2 separate regions of the Homo sapiens genome follow, and region 2 is linked to region 1. Evidence: chromatin contacts called from ENCODE POLR2A ChIA-PET data. All regions are on one chromosome and are shown on one strand. The core of a region is the stretch at or near the end of the contact, and the rest is flanking DNA. Distances in the headings are between cores, read along the strand shown.

Region 1 (2,639 bases), core at 68-2,567:
CCCTTGAAGCTAGACTGTTTTGCTTGGGTGTCTGTTTCCTCTGGCTGTATCTGGTTCCTACTCTTGGTCGTAAATTCCTCCAGGGCAGGACTTATGTCAAAAGACTTTGCAGTATATTAGTTCACCTTTACCCTTACTACCTCTGCAATGATTGGAATGTCCCCTTCAAAAATTCAAGTTGAAACTTGTCATTGTAATAGTATGAAGAGGTGGGACCTTTAGGAAATGATTAGGTCATGAATGAGTTAATTCCATTATCACAGGAGGGTTAGTTATTTCGGGAGTCAATTGGGTTCACATGCCTCCCCCACCCCTACCCCAGTATGATGCCCTCCATCATATTTTGACACAACAATAATGCCCTCTGTCTTGGACTTCCCAGCCTTCAGAACTACAAGCCAAACAAATCTCTTTCTTTATAAATCTACCAGTCTATGGTATTTGGTTACAGCAGCAGAAAATTGACCAAGACAACCCCTTACCATAAACCTGAGTAGCAAATGCAACATCAAAAGTAGGTGAATAGTAAGTAGTACATTATTGTTGTTGATTTCTATGATCTGGTTTCTCTTCCCACAATCCTGAACGGTAAGGTGTTCTCTAGTATTTCTTCAGGACCATAAATTGTGAAGGAGACTGTGATTGTAGTAGACAATTCTAGGCCTTCTGGAACCATCACTAAAGGCAACATACGACTGTGCTAATTAAAAGGAAAAAAAAATCCCTAAACAATCTCGGAAACTGATCTTTCCTGGCCAACAATCTCAGATATAGAAGATTAGATTTACTAAATTTAGAAAGAATCCTTTTTTTTTTCCCCCAATCACAAAAATTATCCAGTAAAATCTATGCTCACTTCCGGTAGATCTGCAACAAGGCACGGTCACAGGTCATTTCAATAACTTGCTAGGCTCTTCAGTACTCAGAGTCCCTGGAAATAAGTCATTAGCAGTGGAAAGCTGCTTTTTAGAATTTTCTAAAACAAATCCATGGGGTTTTGATCTGCTAAATTCGAATGTAGACAACAGCAGCCTTATTTCCCTACTTTTATAATCTAATTTATTTGGCTGTATCTGTGGGCTTAAGAGTTTAGTGTTCTTGGTAAATAACACGTAAAAAAAAAGTCATTTTTCATTTCTACGAACCAGCCCCACCCCGGCGCTCCCTCGGGATCCTCGCTCTAGCCCCGCCTCCGTCCAGCCTGGCTCCGCCCCGTTCGGTAGCGCCGCGCCTTGGAGGTCTGTGGCTAACTTGGTCCGGAAGAAGCGAGGCGGACCTTCTGGCGTTTGAAAAACTTCCGGCGGGAACCGGAAGGTGCGGTGGCACTCACGGAATCTCGGGTCTTCTGACGTGCCGGGCGGGAAGGTGAGCTGTGCGTGCGCCTTGGCGGTCGTCTTGCGGGTTCTCAAGAGCCCGGCGTCCGGGCTCCGGGATCTTTGGGGCCATTAAAAAAGTTCTGAGCGCTCATTTGGGCAATAACACCCCTTTTTTAAAAGTGAGAAGTTCATTACATTTTACTGTCAGCGGTCTCTCACAACCGACCACCCGAAAACCCCTCCTAGCTACCTCGTGACACCTCTTTTCAGCCAAATTGCTGCAGCTCTTAGCGCATAACAGACATAGAAAAGCCTGGGCAAGCCTGTTTTTTTTTTTTTTGAGACGGAGTCTCCCTCTGTCGCCCAGGCTGGAGTGTAGTGGAGCGATCTCGGCTCACTGCAAGCTCCGCCTCCCGGATTCACGCCATTCGCCTGCCTCAGCCTCCCGAGTAGCTGGGGCTACAGGCGCCCGTCATCACACCCGGCTAATTTACCTGGATTGTTTTTATACCTAAAATTATCGGAGGTGGGAGAGGAAGCACCCTTTTCACGGTCATGGTGGCCCTGTCTGAATCAACTGCACCTTCTGTAGTGCGCCTGGCATGTAGGAGGCGCTCAGTAACCGGAGGAAAGGAATGAATTGGGAACTCTCTAGGCAACTTTCCTCGAACCCCTCACGTGACATGTCATTAACATATTGTGTGTGGAATGGGAAACGAGACTAGTCTTGGTGTTCCAGGCACTGGGCTATAGTCCTTTGCCACATATCTTTCCCCTTTGAGTAAACTGTTTCACCTCATTGGGTCTCAGATTTCTGAATATAGCGGGACTGTCTGATCTCAGGTTCTTTCAGCTCTAGTATTTTGTTTTTGTGACTTGGGAATCTGCTAACATTCAAGCACTCTGTTGGTCCTTCATGGAAACTTGTTTAGGTGCTTCTTAAGAAATTGTCCTCCTTTGTTTGCCTTCTTGAATTTAAATTTTTTTTTCCAATTTTAATTTAGTATTTGTTAGTGTGCACGTCCTTTTGCCCCTTTGTCCTGATTTGCAGTCGTCCTAGTTTAGTGGCTCTTCCCTTAGTAACATCATAGCAACCTCCAAATTATTGGTTTGGAATATGCTCATGTGCCTACAGTGATTAAGATAGTTTGAAAGGAGGGAAAAATCCCAAGTCACTGAAGAATAGGAATATTCTTATGTGCCATCACTTCTTCAGAAAGAGATGAATGCAATGTGTGGCATTGCCTAAGAGTGGTGGAAAATAAATGTATATTCCTCTGTAGAGACCATATTTGTACATATTATGTTCATTTAATAGTTGTA
Region 2 (2,639 bases), core at 70-2,569, 900 kb after region 1:
TAATTTTTGAATAATATCCTACAACTGCTATATAATTTAGACTTCCTAAAATTTTAAAGGAAAGATGTAAACAGTAATTTTTAAATAAGTTTGTTTCAATCTATATGCATCAATAGTATGTGATTCAGTGAATTAGTTATTCTTACAGAAAGTGGGCATGCAAATAGAAAAAAAAATCATTCATATTAACCTCAGTCAGTAAAACAGATGACAACGAATGCCAATTGTAAGCTCTGTTAGCAAATCAAGAATAACATTAGTATTAAAAGCAGGAAAAACACATTGCCAATTTTAAGGCTTTATGCATGCTTTTTCTCTTAATTAAAAAAAATTAGATCTGGTTACAACAGAAAAAGGCATACAAACACAGAACAACTGCATGGTAAAAACGGAACTCCATCAGGAAAGTCCTAAGAGATGAAATAAAACACACTACCAGTTTTGGTCTGCATCCTGAAAAGACCTACTTTATCTACTTTGTAAAGTTCTTCCCCTCCTGCCCTTTGGCACCCCGCTATATTAAACCCATTGTAAAACCCAGCACAATAAAGCACTCTCAGGGCTGAGCTTCTGAGGACCAAATGTTAAAAATCCATTTTCTTGGGAGGGGGCTGTACCAATCATTTCTTTGAAAGGCCGGCAGAATGAATACAGAATCTGAGATTTCCTCTCTGATTTCAAAAGCTGGCATGGCATCTTTGTTGTTTAAAGCAAAGGTGTGTTAATTAATGACATTAGCATTGCTTCCCTTCTTTGGAAGCTCTGTAGTTTAGCTCAATAATAATTTTAGAACAATTAGACTTACATACTGACTACAGATGTTTCCCATAGTTTGATAAAAGTTCTAATTGGTTTCTGACGCTATTAAATAAGACACCTGCTGACTTGAAAAAAACCTTAGGTTACCGGGCCCAAGCTGAAAGTTTCTGTGGCTAAAATAATCTTCTCTTGTCCAATAATCCTGCTCCCCCCACCCTCTAAAAATTCTCTGGGGCTGAGCTGGCATACCTGAGCTTCCTCTTGCTCTGTATTCCCTGACATAAGGAGGAGGAGCACAGTGAAATGATACATGGATACATGCACGAAATAACTCAGAATAAAGCAGAGTGAATGAAAAAACATCTGCTCATCTTCAGGAATATTTTGAAAAACTTGAGACAGTCTCAAGAACGTGATTAAAATCCTGCATTTAAAAAAAGGAAGCACCTTTTGTGATCTCCTTCCCTTGTGTGAAAGGCCAAGATTGTGATTGGCTGTTTTTCCTTCCTGAATTTTTTTTAAGTCTGTCAGGCAATTAGCTGGGTGGGGCTCTGTAGAGCATACAAGTGTTACTGAACAATATTAGCTACTGTGCTTCTCGTTCCTCCTTTCTCCTGTTTGAGCAGCTTGATGAAGCTGCTGCATATTTTGAAAAAATCATATGGCAGAAGTCGAAAAAGAAAATCAGAAATAGATTGTATGTAAGATGCCACAGAAATCAAAACTGCTTTGGCAGTTTAGGAGCTTAAAATTCAAATAAGTAGATTGTCTCCCTCATAATGTAAATGTAAGGCACACCAAAAAAAAAAAAAAAAAAAAAAAAATCCAAAGCAAACATATCTGCCACTTTTCCTCTCAGTTTCTAACAGCTGTTAACTGCCCCTGAACAAATCAGCTCGACTGCTAAAGTAGCTACATTTATGCTTGCTTTCTTAGTTAAAGTACAGTTCAATTTTCATGAACTCTGTGTACATATTAGTAAAGCATAATCTAATGGAGTTTGAACTGCAATAGCATAGCAGAAAAATAGAGATAGCTTGTATAATCCTAAATAAAATCCTAAATAAAAGGAAATAATGAAGAACTGACAGCTGTTCCAGTGGGGGATATAGGTACCCTCAGCAATTAGACCAGGCACAATATTATACAGTACATACAATATCAAGTGTATAAATGTAATAACAAACATGAAGCTGGAAGTTAATATTTGCCAGCAATATCCAAATACAATAAATACCAAATAATTTGTTTTACACTGGCAAATTCCAATGGAAATAAAAGAACAAGAATGCTTGAAAATTATTATGAAACAAATTTTCTTATTGCCTCGGGAGGTCCACAAAAATAGGCTCCTTTCATGAGAGATGTCTATAAAAATCTATGGAAAGAAAAAAACCTACGGAGTTGTATGCAAGGAATTCATATATTTCTACTTTTTCTTAATTACTTATCATGTATGTAGGGGGGAAACTCTCTTTTAATACCCCATGCTGTCTTTCTTTATATCAATTGTTACTCAGCCAGGAAAAAGGAATGAGCACAACAAACCCGTTTTCTATCTGAATAAGGATACTTCTGATGGCCTTTTCATTCCCATCAGTTAACAGAACTTCTTTGACATCTGCAGAAATAGCAACCTGAAAAAAAAAAGGGAGCACAGCAAACAATGAGCAAATATGCTTGTCTGTGTGGAAGTGAAGACAGGAGTGACAAGCCTTCAGTATCATGCTTCCTCACCTATTTCTCTGTAACAATCTTCAATCTTTTTTCATTTTATGTCTGCATTATTTTAATCATTCAATCAAATCAGTCAATACTTTTATCATTCCATTTGCGGGAGCCTCTATCTTGCTATCATTCTGTTCGGTAATTGCATTGTG

The links. ChIA-PET counts read pairs that join two places held with the same protein, here RNA polymerase II (POLR2A).
Region 2: POLR2A ChIA-PET joins it to region 1 with 12 read pairs in B cell. The contact joins the enhancer-like site here to the promoter of SRBD1 in region 1. POLR2A ChIA-PET finds 5 or more read pairs at or near these places in 2 of 52 experiments (B cell and GM12878).

What each region holds. Positions count from the first base shown.
Region 1 is chr2:45,609,945-45,612,583 of GRCh38, reverse strand. SRBD1 (S1 RNA binding domain 1) reads left to right here and starts at 1,317. Exons shown (of 21, transcript NM_018079.5): 1 at 1,317-1,365. RefSeq lists an enhancer at 1,497-1,666.
Region 2 is chr2:44,707,156-44,709,794 of GRCh38, reverse strand. It overlaps CAMKMT (calmodulin-lysine N-methyltransferase), which reads right to left. Exons shown (of 11, transcript NM_024766.5): 6 at 2,333-2,396. Among named protein-coding and RNA genes, the nearest start is that of LINC01833, 230 kb to the left of the region's middle. Within about 2 kb of position 1,319, at least 2 of the 41 ENCODE cell types and tissues checked have a DNase peak (open chromatin) inside an H3K27ac peak, as active enhancers do; they include B cell, where a contact is called at or near this core.